Regions from separate parts of the Mus musculus genome. Here region 1 is linked to region 2. A link is a contact called in ENCODE Hi-C or POLR2A ChIA-PET data. All regions are on one chromosome and are shown on one strand. Each heading gives the region's core, a stretch centred on a gene start or an enhancer-like site at or near the end of the contact. The rest is flanking DNA. Distances are from core to core; before and after follow the strand shown. Region 1 holds the start of Sumo1 (small ubiquitin-like modifier 1). Region 2 holds the start of Clk1 (CDC-like kinase 1).

What was found. Hi-C counts contacts between places; a loop is a spot of excess contacts on that map. ChIA-PET counts read pairs that join two places held with the same protein, here RNA polymerase II (POLR2A).
Region 1: a map of regulatory T cell shows a loop between it and region 2 (3-fold over the local background). The contact joins the promoter of Sumo1 here to the promoter of Clk1 in region 2. A Hi-C loop is called at or near these places in 1 of 37 maps with a recorded cell type or tissue (regulatory T cell). POLR2A ChIA-PET finds 5 or more read pairs at or near these places in 1 of 5 experiments (embryonic stem cell).

What each region holds. Positions count from the first base shown.
Region 1 is chr1:59,667,017-59,673,916 of GRCm38, reverse strand. Sumo1 (small ubiquitin-like modifier 1) reads left to right here and starts at 3,083. Exons shown (of 5, transcript NM_009460.2): 1 at 3,083-3,237. The coding sequence starts at 3,226.
Region 2 is chr1:58,421,231-58,427,821 of GRCm38, reverse strand. Clk1 (CDC-like kinase 1) reads left to right here and starts at 3,734. Exons shown (of 13, transcript NM_001042634.2): 1 at 3,734-3,902; 2 at 5,888-6,048; 3 at 6,514-6,591. The coding sequence starts at 5,888.

The sequences.
Region 1 (6,900 bases), core at 1,834-4,333, 1.2 Mb before region 2:
GCTACCTCACCTCAACTCAAAGGCAATGGCTGCACCTGACTATGGTCTAGACCCTCTGAAACTATGAGTCACACTAACCCTTTTCTTTCTGTAAGTCAGTTATTTTGGGTGCGTGTTACAGCAATGTACATCTGTCATTCAGCAAAGCAGTAAATTCAGTAATTCAGTAAGGAGGAGCTGTCACTCAGTCAATGTTAACTTCATTCACCCTGATATGCCAGTGGCTTCCAAATCTCTTTCTCTTTCTTAGAATATGAAAACTTGTTACTACTGTGTTTCTATTATAAAAACTTACAGTCTTGGTCTTTCCTTCTTGCTTTTGTACACGGCCAAAAGAGACACATTGGTTACTTTAATACTCTCAAAGCAGAATCCAGGAATATCACCAACTGCATAACCTCTCTGAACCTCTCTGACCAACGCCAGCAACTAGAACATAACTGTTTTCCTCACTGGACACAAAAGCTGAGACCATCTTGCTGTTCCTGATCAGCTGGACCCTGACATACTTCCTCATGGCTGAATTAGGCTCTTTGGCTTCAACTTCTACTTTGTCCAGTAGAATCCTCTTCACATGAGAAGCGCCTCCAAAGGGGCACCCTTCAGGGCTGTGCCCAGACAGGCTTTTGGTATTGTTTAGCTAGCCACTCAGGTCCTGTCCATGACTGTGGAGCTTTGGCAGTACAAAGGCCACTATCCCACTTGGCCATCTTGCCAGTGCCACAGGCCAGAATGAAAGAGCCCAGATCTCTAATATCAAGCCTATTTTCTCTTAGTACTCAGCACCATAACCAATTGCTTCCCTGACATTACACCTTAGATGACTCTGTGGATCATACTCAAAGAATAATCTTTCTTTTGAAATATATTATTTTCTGGCCAGGTATAGTGTTGCACCCCTTTAATTCCAGCACTTAAAAAGCAGAGGCAGGTGGATCTCTGTGAGTTCAAGGCCAGCCTAGTCTACAAAGTGAGTTCCAGGACAATCAGGGCTATTATATAGAGAAACCCTGTCTTGAAAAACATTAAATATGTGTGTGTGTATGTATATATTACATATGTACATATCATATGTATATATTATAATTATGTGTGATACATGTGTATATATGAATATTACATATATATTCTAATCATACTTACATACATTGTGCTGGCTGGTTTTGTGTGTCAATTCGACACAATCTCGAGTCATCAGAGAGGAAGGAGTCATAATTGAGGAAATATCTTGATGAGATCCAGCTTTTTTTCTCAATTAGTGATCAATGGGTGAGGCTCAGCCCATTGTGAGTGATACCATACAAGGCTGGTAGTCCTGGGTTCCAAAAGAAAGCTGGCTGAGGAGTAAACCAGTAAGCAGCACCCTCCATGGCCTCTGCACCAGCTCCTGCCTCCAGGTTCCCACATGCTTGAGTTCCTGTCCTGTAAGCCAAATAATCTCTTTCCTCCTCAATGTGCAAAGGCACATCGTGTTTCTTTCCAGCAATAAAAAAACCTAAAACAGGGCTGGTGAGATGGCTCAGTGGGTAAGAGCACTGACTGCTCTTCCGAAGGTCCTGAGTTCAAATCCCAGCAACCACATGGCAGCTCACAACCATCTGTAATGAGATCTAATACCCTATTCTGGAGCATTTGAAGACAGCTACAGTGTACTTACAAATAATAATAAATAAGTCTTTGAGTCAGAGTGAGCAGGGACTGAGAGAGCAGGGTTGACTGGAGTGAGCGGAGCTGACTGGAGCAAGCAGAGATCCTAAATTCAATTCCCAACAACCACATGAAGGCTTGCAACCATCTGCAACATCTACAGTGTACTCATATACATAAAATAAATAAATAAATCTTAAAAAAAAAACCCTAAAACAGTCTTACATAAACACCGTTGAAACATTTTAATTTTGTATATGCAGTGAAATAGGGATTTAAATTCTTTCTCCTTTCGCATGTGAATGTTCAGTATTTTCATTAGTAATTATATTGTACCTACTAATTTTTAATTTTGTATGGGTGTTTTTGTCTGAATGTGTTTATGAACCGCATTCAGGCTTTGGCTTGGTGCTGAAAAAAGTATCTGATTCTTGGGACTAGAGTTACAGGCAGTTTTGAATGCATGCATGGGTGCTGGGACTCAGACTTGAGTCCTCTGGAAGAGTAGCCAGTGCTCTTTGACTACTGGGTCATTTATAGTTGGCTCATTACTATTTACAGAAAAGATTATTTTACTAATGTCTTGTTCTGTGAAGGGTTTTTGATTTAAGTTTTCATTTTTCCCCCTTTACTTATTATAACCTTAATCCTCCTTGAATGCTTGTGCAAGGTCACTGTATTCAAAGGAAGCAGTTTAGGTCTTTCTATGACACAAGGCAACTAGTTTATGCGTTGGAAGGCGCTCCTGCCTACAACTTCAAAACTTTCAGTAGCATTTTAGTTGTCTGTAGCCACCAAGACTTTGTTCTAGCTGGGGGTGTGGTGGCACTTGGGAGGCAGAGGCAAGAGGATCTCTACGAGTTGGAGGCCAGTCTGGTTGACATTGCAATGTTCTATAATAGCCAAGGCTATTAGTGAGACCCTGCCTCAAAACACAAGAACAAAAGATGTGTCCTGAAGGGTCGTCTTTTTGTGCCCCCTCATCTCCCCCGCCCCCAACAGGGTTCTATGTCCTGTCCTGGAACTCACTTTGTAGATGAAGATGGCCACGAACTCACAGAGATCCGGTAGCCTCTGCCTCTATCACCCGGAGTCACGAATGTGGCAACAGCAAGCATGAGGGGCCTATAAAAATACTATACGGGTAATTCACTATATTCAGTGAGGGTTGGTCCGGGCCTCAGAAGCGCGCAAGTCGTCCCACCGGGAGGAGCCTAAGCAGTCAGTTTGACCCCAGACATTCGGCCTGCAGGCAAAGCGCTGGTCTCCCTGAGGGCTGCGGCAGCGGGCCTGATTCTCCCTCCCTCCGAAGTCCTAGCAGTTCTCTTGCTCCAGGCAAGTAGTTTACAACCTGGAGGATTTTAGCCCCCGGCCTTCCTTACGGCGTTTTCCCGCTTCCTTTTCCCGTCTTCGCTAACTCGCCTCTGCGCGCAGCGGAAGTGACGCAAGACGTAGAGGAAGTCCCTGCAGCCGCGGTGTTGTGCTGTAGAGAAGGGACGGATTTGTAAACCTCAGAGTGAGGTTCTGCCTGCCGGAGGCCGCAGTGGTGCGGAGACCCCCGGGTGAATCCACGTCACCATGTCTGACCAGGTACCGGGCCGGGGCCTTAGGGCTCAGGGCCGTCGGCCGCGGGCTGGGGCCCTGGACTGAGGCGCGGGGGAGGGGGCGGCTGGAGAAGGGGGCTGCCCGTGGGGAGGGGGCCGCGAGGGACGCGGGGCGCCTGGCGGAGTCGGGCCAGGCCGCCTGGGACCCCGGGGCTCTGGGTTCCACGCGCCCTCCGCGCCCCTCTCCGAGGCCCCTACCCCCGCGCCACCCGGCGCCGGGGCTCTCTCGACGGCGCCCAGGTTTCTCGCGGGCTCGCAGGGGGCCCAGGCCCGCTCCCTTGTCCCCGAGAGCAAGCTGAGGGGAAAACGACCGTTTCCCTTCGGACGACGGATGGCAGAAACCAGGCCCTAGGCCCAGTTATGTAACGGGAGGGAAATCCCCGACTGGGAGGCTAGGTGGCCCTGAAAAGCAGCTCGACTCCACTTTGGGTTCTTGGTCCCGGAGAGTGGGGGGCGGCCGGGGAGCCGTGTCTGAGGTGACTGGGAGCCCAGAGGACGCTGCTTTTCCGTTGTGTTTGCCTGGAGGGTCCGTCCATCTCTGCACACCTCAGTCTTTTTTTTTTTTTTTTCCTTCCGGGGGTGCGGAACGGTCCGCTCTTTCGCTGTACTTTCCATTTCTTACTCGGGATTGGTCCATCAACTCTCCAGTTCTCAGAGCGCTCAGAATAACCGAGAAACAGCAAACTGTGTATGGAGTGCCACCACCAACAAGCCATTTCGTCTGGGCTTTAACCAGCAGATGCTTGGCACTTTAAAAAAAAATATAGCACGTTTTTTGTTCTTTGATAATCAGATGACGCATTTAGATTATATGCACCCCCAAACCTCTCTTCCAGAAGTTTCTGAACTAATTTTCGAAGAAATAGAGAAAAAAAAAGTTATCCGTGTTGTACAATTGCAGAATATTTGCAGAAAGCTGTCAATTAGTAGTAAAACAGTGTGTCTCGGTTTTGGAATCAAGGATTTGCATGGTATTTGCCTTCAAATAGGAGTGACTCCTTGCCACCTAAATTTTTCTTCATCCTATTTTAGTTACTACCTTTGTGGCTAGTTTTTATATACATAAGGTTTTGGTCTGACTTTGCTTTGGTTTGCTCAGATGACTTAATTTTCAGAGTATTTTTTTTTTAACTTTTTCTTCTTTTGTGATAATTATTCAGTAAACTTTTTCATTCAACTTCACAATGTAGTTGGACTTTTTTAAAAAAAAAATTTGTTGTTGTTGTTTGAGACACGGATTTTCTGTGTAGCCTTGGCTTTCTAGGAACACTCTGTAGACCAGGCTGGCCTCCAATTTATAGAGATCGGCCTGTTTCTGTCTCCTGAGTGCTGGGATAAAAGGCTTGTGCCACCACAGACTGGCCAGGGTGGTTCTATTTTTATAGCCTATCTACACTGTAGACTAATTGTGGCATGGATTTACTTATTAATAATCTGAATTAATCCTCTTTTGGGATAGAAATGACTTTATGAATAATTTGTTTATGACAGTTGTTTACTTAGTTACCAGCTCAGAAAGATCAGCTGTAAATGCTTAAGTCCTGGAACTCTGTAGACCAGGCTGGCCTTGAACTCAGAAATCCCCCACTACCTCCCAAGTGCTGGGATTAAAGGCGTTGCCACCACGCCTGGCCTTTGTTTTTTCTTTTCTTTCTTTCTTTTTTTTTTTTTTTTTTTTCTTTTTTTTTTGGGTTAATGCTTAAGTTTCATCAGCCTTCTATTTTGGAAGAGCTAGAAAGCATGTTAGCCTGAAGAGAGGGCAACACACAGAAAGAGTTCTAAGTTTTAGGATTAGTTTTGCTCTAGTTTGAACTCACATTATATAAGGATATGGAGAAAGAAAGGAGGACCCAAGGGCACACACAGGGTTTCAGGGGATCGCAAAGTCACACTGTTGCTTGCTGTAGCACTCACCTCACTGGTCACCGGGGTTATTAGGTGTTGGACCTAGGGCCTCCCACATGTGCTTGCCAGGCAAGTGCTACAGCCTCATTTTTTCTTTTACTTTGTTTCACTAAGTTGCCTAGGTTGGACTGTAGCACAGCTTGCCTTTGAACTTGAACCTGGACTTCTCTCAGCCTTGCAGAGTAGCTGGGATTACAGAGTTATACTGTCACGCCTAGATGGTGTGTGTGTATGTATGTGTGTGTGTCTGTTTTTCTCATTCATGGATATTCAGTGAAGTTTTTAAGAAACATGACAGAAAAATGGAGCAAATCTTTTTTGTAGCCTTACAGCTTCTCACAGTTTCTTCTGTGTCTATCTCCTGAGTGCTGGGATTAAAGATGTCTACCACCACACCTGGCAAAACAAGTCTTTTTAATTGAGCTACACATTAAAGCAATTTGCATATGAAATAGTGCTGCTACTCTTAGAAATTTTGTCTTTAAAAAAAGTAATAAAAATGTATGCTAACGTTTTTTAGGGGTTATTTATTGATTCAAGTTAAGGGTTTCTCTGTAGCCTTAGTTGTCCTGGAACTTGCTCTATAGATCAGCTTGTCCTCAGATCTGCCGGCCTCTTACTCCCAGAATGTATATACCACCATGGCTCAGTTGATAGGTTTTTATTTTTTTTAATTTATTGTATATATGAGTACATTGTAGCTGTGTTCAGACACAACAGAAGAAGACATCAGATTTCATTACAGAGGGGTATGAGCCACCATGTGGTTGCTGGAATTAGAACTCAGGACCTCTGTAGAGCCGTCAGTGCTGAAAGTGGGTCCTATATTAGTCAAATCCCAAAGGTCACCCCAGATTCATGGAAAGACCTACCTCATTTCTAAATAGGAGTTAAAAAGAAGTTGAAGTTATTGTTAGTCTTCTACATGACTTGTATTTTTGCTGCTGTGATAGCATTAGTTTTTACAGTGTTCTTTATAGCTTGTTATTAATTTCTGCTGGTCTTGGTAACAGCTTGAGTTTGCAGGAAAATAAATGGTTGTATATTAAAATGTTTATCATTCATATTATAGAACATATTAAACTAAAGCAGTTTACTGTCTAGTTTGTGTTGAATGCCTTAAGTATTCTAGGAGAGGAGTGTTATATATTTGGTCTTTTTTTTTTTTTTTTTTTTTTTTTTTGAGACAGGGTTTCTCTGTATAGCCCTGGCGGTCCTGGAACTCACTTTGTAGACCAGGCTGGCCTCAAACTCAGAAATTCACCTGCTTCTTCTGCCTCCCCAGTGCTGGGATTAAAGGCATGCACCACCACGCCCGGCTATATTTGGTCATCTTGATTGAGATATTGCTAGTGAATATTGCAAACCCATTATAATGAAGCAGTTCAATTATAACAACTATTTTATAATATGTTGAAACAGTAGGATAATTCTGCTTAGAGTATTCACAGTTGAGTAGTTGGAAATTCAAAACTGTAAAACTTCTTTTTGAGACAGGATCTCTAACCCTGACTATTCTGGAACTTCCTATTATGTAGACCAGGATGGTCTCTGACTCCTGGGATTAAAGGTATATACCACCACACTCTGCAAGTAAACCATTTTTCAAATTGTGATACTCCTATATAGTTAGTTATATTAGCTCTGTTATAACACATAATATTCCTTACATAAGTATTTTTCTAATTTTTTTTGTTTTGTTTTTGTTTTTTTTGAGACAGGGTTTCTCTGTATAGCCCTGGCT
Region 2 (6,591 bases), core at 2,485-4,984:
TGTTCAGGCACTCATCCTGCAAGCAGGCTAGCACACAGATGCCTTGCAGATAGATGTCCTGGTTATTTCAAGCAAGGGTTAGCAGAAGGCACACAAACAAGGCCAGACAAGTACAAGAATAGCCCCAGCATTCTAGGAAATTATATGTGCTTGGGCAAGTGGGGCTTACAAGTTAGAGGCAATTTTGTTTTATAGGCCGCTTAAGCACAGTAATTTAATTTTAAAACATGTTAGCCATCACACAATGTGTATCTTAGTTTCACTTAGCAACAAAGAACCTCACATCCAGCTATCTCTCCATCTCTCCCACCAGCACCAGGTTAGCGAGTTTTTATATGGTTTCCAGGGGCAAAATAGAGCAACAGCAACTAGGCACAATATGATTGGTGGAACAGTGCATCCTGTTGTACTTTTGGTCTTTAGGGAATGAGGTGACAAGGACTTCCCTTGTCTGAAGGTAGGCAAAGGTCCATCCTGCAGAATGTGTCCCCACCTACAAGTAGGTTCTGCCCGGTTGTCTGAGAAGGCTGGCTTCACTTCTACAGCTCTGCTCTCTGTAGATCTCTAGGTTCTGGTTGAGTCCATTCCATTGCTGCTGCTGCTCTTGGTGATCATCCCATGGTACTGGCATCTCCAATATGCTGGGGCCTTCCGTTGCAACTAGGCTTCACCAATAGCCTCTCATAGGCTTTCTTCATCAGCTTCTTTGCATGATCCCTTCAGTCTTGGGCAGTCAACTGCAACTGAAGTTGCACCTTCACCAATGGCCTTCCATGGCCTCTCACAGTGCTGAGCCTCAGCTGCTCTTCTTGAGTCCTTTATGCCTTCAAAACCAGTACCACCTGGGTGACTCTTACACATTACCAAGTATAGCTGCAACACGAGGTACAACCTTGGCTATCTCTGGAACACAGCTTCTTTGTGCTCAGAAAACACTTCCTAGAAGATTTCACCTCAGTGATGCAGATCTCTTCTTAATCACCACTAATTTCTTAGCTCCAGCTAACCAGCACCAATTGTCTCAGTAGTCCCTTCTATTTTTCACTCTAAAGTCAGAGCCACATGGCTGAAGCTGCCCTTTTCCGCTGCTTGCAGGAGCTGGAACATGCCCCCTCCCCCTTATTCTATTACCAGCTTTCTGTTTTCTGACTCCCTCTCTACTTAAGCTTGGCTGTCATGGAACTTGCTCTGTACATAGACCTTGAACTCAGAGATCTGCATGGCTCTGTCTCATGTAATGCTGGAATTAAAGGCATGTACCACCGTGCCTAGATTTAAACATTTTTTTTTCACCTAGAACGTGCTTTATCCAAGGCTAGACGTGAACTCTGAGATCTGCTTGCCTTAGTCTCCTGGGATTAAAGACATGTACTACCTTGATTGGGCCTAAGCTTTTCATAGCCACTATGCCTCAAGATCTCCAGGCCAAGATCCAGGTCAGAAACTTGTATCTCCCAGCCTCAAAATCTGTATCACAAGTGAGGCCTCCAATTCTGGGTTGTAGTTCATTCTAGATATAGTCAAGTTGACAACCAGGAATAGACATTACAATTTGTTTTTTGGGTTTTGTTTTTAGGGGGCTGGAGAAATGGTTAAAAGCATTTGTTCTTGCAGAGGATCTAGGTTCCATGAGGCTCATATCCATCTGTAAATCCAGTTCCAAGGGATCTGACCCTCCTTTCTGGCCTCCTTAGGCAACAAGCATCCATTGGCGTGCATATATATATGTTGAGGTCTGGCCCCTGCATAGCTGTAGTCATTTTGTTCCATGCCCTCCAGCTATTTCATACTGTTGCTGTAATGTGCCTGCCAGTTGTTGACACAGAGAATAACTTGACTCAGAGCAGGGTCATGCTGATCACATATCCTGTTATGTTCTGTATGAGGTTTGTTAATGTTAAGAAATTCCACAAAGCTTTATGTAGGACCCATCAAGTTAAAAGTCAATATGAGATGTTACATCTAAAATGGCTGGAGTCAGAGCTAACTACCGGGCAGCACTTCCTGCACCTGGGTATGAATTCACAGCACTTTGTGTGTGTGTGTGTGTGTGTGTGTGTGTGTGTGTGTGTTTTAATAAGCTGTCCCTGAGAAATGTTTGTAGTCATGGCTCAGCCCTCGAATTCTGAGCTGCAGCCCTGATCGATCAGTCTTAGGGCATATGTTCAATAAACTATCCCTGTCTGACTGAGATCAGTGTTTGTGTGGTTTGTGAGCCAACTCCTGGACCCCAACATATACATGTAGGCAAAATATTCATACATGTACATTTAAAATTTTTTAAATTTTTAAAAAATTTTTTAATTTCTTTAAAAAATACTTTATTTGTGTGTGTGTGTGTGTAGGAATTGATTCTCTCTTTCCAGTATGTGTTTCCTGGAGATTGAACTCAGGTAGGCTTGGTGGCATTGTGTCTTTACCTGTTAAGCCAACGCCAGCACCCTCCTCTTCCCCTGTTTTTAGTTCTGGCTAGAATTTGCGATATAGACCACACTGAACTTGTACTCAGAGATAACCCTTGTCTCTGCCTCCTTAGTGCTGGGATATGCCACCATGCCCAGGTCTAGATTAACTCTTAAAGGTGAAAGCAAAGGAGTTGCAAAACTGATACCTACGCACCCCCCTTTTTCTCCTCCCCCTAATATCTACCTTTTTAGAGTTACCAGCGAAATAGGAGTTAAGCCGCCTGAGGCCACACTAACTGGGTTCCTGAGTGGGAGGCCGGAGCTGTATGGAAGGAAATGGCGAGAGAAATAATGGAGGCCAAGACACATTTCTGTTCAAGGCCCCCAAGTTTACTAAGAGTCTGTGCTTAAGCCTGGCGTGGGGCGCACGCCTTTAATCCCAGCACTCGGGAAGCAGAGGCAGGCGGATTTCTGAGTTTGAGGCCAGCCTGGTCTACAAAGTGAGTTCCAGGACAGCCAGAGCTACACAGAGAAACCCTGTCTCAAAACCATAACCCCCCGCCCCCCAAGCCATTCTTGATGCCTGTTGCCAGCCTGTAGGTGATCTGCTGGATGAAGTCTCTGGAATATCTAAAGGGCCTCTCAGCAGGTAGCAGTGGCAGGTGACGGAACAATAGAGCCATCTAAGTTGGAAGGTTCCACCCCAGGTAGTCTCATTCTCAGTGGCAACAAGGTCAAAGCCAGCCTACTCAAGGCTGGGGGAAGCTACTATGGGGGGGGGGGGGGCATCCTCAAAGTCTTCAAGACTACTTACTAATCTGTCTATTTACACTATTCCGCTCCTGTTCCACCATTTCTAACTTTTTGTTTTGTTTGGTTTGGTTTGGTTTTCGAGACAGGGTTTCTCTGTATATATAGCCCTGGCTGTCCTGGAACTCACTTTGTAGACCAGGCTGGCCTCGAACTCAGAAATCCGCCTGTCTCTGCCTCCCAAGTGCTGGGATTAAAGGCGTGTGCCACCATGCTCATTTCTAACATTTTTGGCGTCAGTGCATGTCATACCCAACCACTAAAAACTAGTTTAAGACAGGTCAACATAACTGTAGTCACTGAGTTACTAACCAGAGATACTTTGTTGGTGTAGTTTAAAAGGTTGCAGTCAGGAGGGAAGAGAAAAAGGAGAGAGGGAGAGCGAGCGTGGATTATACTATTACTGTAACCTGTAGTGTCTAAGTATCCTCAAGAAGCCACAGCAAGGACAGTCAGGACCAAGTCCTTCCATCCCTCGCCCATTTGGGCAGCGGGCCCGCGCCTGCGCACTCAGGACCGGTATAGGCCCCGCCCATCTACGTCACCAGTTTTTCCGAGAAGAAGCTCGCACTGCGTCTGTCCGCACCATTTTGTGTTGGGAGATCGTCGTAATCGTTTGCAGACTTCTCGCCGTCGCCTTGTAAGCTTTGTCTTCGCCTTGCAAGCTTTGTCTTCAGGGTTGGAAAGGTAAGACGCGGTGTCTGTCAGGGCCTTTCCTTGTATCTTCCCGCCGCCTCCAAGGACCCCGCTGCGGCTCTTCACGGCGGAGCCACGCGAAGGGGCTCTGTGCCCCGGCTGCGGAGCTCTGGCCGCTGGCTTCTGCGTAGGCGGGGACGATGCCCGCAGGCTCCGCGTCCCGAGGAGGGCCGGCCGACTGCAAGAGCCCGAGCTGCCGCGGCGGGACCTAAGATGGCGGTAGGGGGAAGGCCGCGCTCGTCCTTCGCCATGGCGGCGCCAGGGCGCGGCCTTCGCTTGGACTCGGTCGGTCCTGGTTTTGCTCTCGGCGGTGGCACGGCGCAGGTTTTGGTGCTGTTTTTCTTTATATTTGAAGCGAAAGGTCTTGGTAACCAGGCCGGCCCCACACGCTGCGGTCGCTGATCTTGTTAGAGATGGGCGCTGCGGGGACAGCGTCACAGCAGGCTGTCACCTCAGTTCTGTGTAGTTTCCGCCTTCGACGAAGAAAAGAATTTCAGAGGCGGTCGATAGATAGCGAAGTCGAGCATAATGAAAACGAGGCACACCGGGACAGCGCTTGTGAGAGCGAGGAACAAGTGATTTTTAAGAAGGTTTAGGATTTACTTAGGTTTTGTAACATTAAAACTCAAGACGGCCGGGCTGTACTGCCTGTCGCTCGCCTTTTAATCCCCTTTGAGCCTGTCTCAAAAAAAAAAAAGTTATAGAAAATTTCCTTTGTAAACAAAGTTGTAACGGGGGAGTTGTTTACCTTTAGGAAACAGGAGGGGAACACCCTAAGATTGTACGTCACTTCCGCTCTGAACAGCTTTATTTTCAACATCATGGCCTGTCCTGTACAGTTAAGTAGAGTGGCTTTATTGGTGGAGCCCGAATTTTGTTGACTCGGCATAAAAGGCGCGCCTGTTACCTTCTCAGGCTTTCCTCCCATATTTTCATAATTTTCCCAGTCTCCCTCTGCTAGCAGTAAGAGTGTCAGCGGGGACCGTGGGCATTTACTTGACGGTGAATTGGGAATTGAGGTCATCTGCTGAGCAGCTTTTTTTTTTTTTTTTTTTTTTTTTTAATAGCTGTAAACAAACACTTCATAACATCCAAACTGGTATTTTACCAAAAACAAACAAAACACTTTGGGGGCGGGGGCTGTTCCAGACAGGGTTTCTCTGTATAGCTCTGGCTGTCCTGGAACTCATTTTATAGACCAGGCTGGCCTCTTACTCAGAAGTCCGCCTGCCTCTGCCTCCCGAGTGCTGAGATTAAAGGTGTGCACCACCACGCCCAGTTAAAAAAAAACTTCTTAATTAGGGTCACTTGTGGTTACGTTGGTCGGAGACTTGGTTTGGGTAGAAATTGAACCTTGTGAACCTGTAAGTTGAACTTCTGAAAGAGCTGTCATACATTTTTCTTAAGTTTTAACCTTTTTCACTTAAGGTTTTAAACCTTTTTCACTTAATATGAATTTGGGCATTGTGAAAACAAGGTGAAAAAAAATCTGGCCGGGCATGGTGGCGCACACCTTTAATCTCAGCATTTGGGAGGCAGAGGCAGGTGGATTTCTGAGTTTGAGGTCAGCCTGGTCTACAAAGTGAGTTCCAGGACAGCCAGGGCTACACAGAGAAACCCTGTCTCGAAAAACCAAAAAAAAAAAAAAAAAAAATCTGTGAATAAAGTTTACATTGCAGAATCTGAGGCAATGCAATAATTTTTATGATTGCAGACAGTTGACTAAAATTTTAGAACTTTGATTTTAAACAAAACGTTAATGCTGGGGGTCACATGCATTTTATCCCAGTACTCCAGAGGCAAGAGGCAGGTGGCTCTTTGAATTCAAGGGCAACTTGGTGCACATAGTTAGAGCTACTCTATATTGAGGCTGTCTGGGGAGGGGAAAGATGGAAACTAATGGGAGTTTGCAAAGAAACATTTACTACTGAACATCACAGAACTACAGTTTAACTGGTAAAATTTGTCTTTCATAGATGAGACATTCAAAGAGAACTTACTGTCCTGACTGGGATGAAAGAGACTGGGATTATGGAACATGGAGAAGCAGCAGCAGTCACAAAAGAAAGAAGAGATCACATAGCAGCGCCCGTGAGCAAAAGCGCTGCAGGTACGATCACTCCAAAACGACAGACAGGTAAGAAAGGCGGTTATGGGCTGGGAAGATAGCTTAGCTGGTACTTAAGCTTGGCAGAGGACAGTTTGGCTCCCAACACTTCAGACACACTACCACTAACCTGTAACTCAGCTCCAGAGGACCTGATGCCCTTTTCTGGCACTCCTTAGTATACTACCTATACACACACACACACACACACACAATTAAAAATTCATCTTTACAAGGCATATAAAGTACTGCAATATAAAAGTAGATTTATACTGGGAGAGTAGCTCAGATATAGAACGTTTGCCTACCGTGTATAAAATCCTGGGGGCCATATATAATGATATACTTAGAATTGCTTAACTGCATAATCTGGAGATTTGTGGAAGGACTGTAGTCCAGTGGTAAAATGCCTATCTTGGTCAAACGTGTTGAGTTCAGTTCTCTACATTGCAATTGTTTGGTGTAGCTGTAAAACAAACTTTTTTTCTCCTCTAGCTATTATCTGGAAAGCAGATCCATAAATGAGAAAGCTTATCATAGTCGACGCTATGTTGATGAATACAGGAATGACTA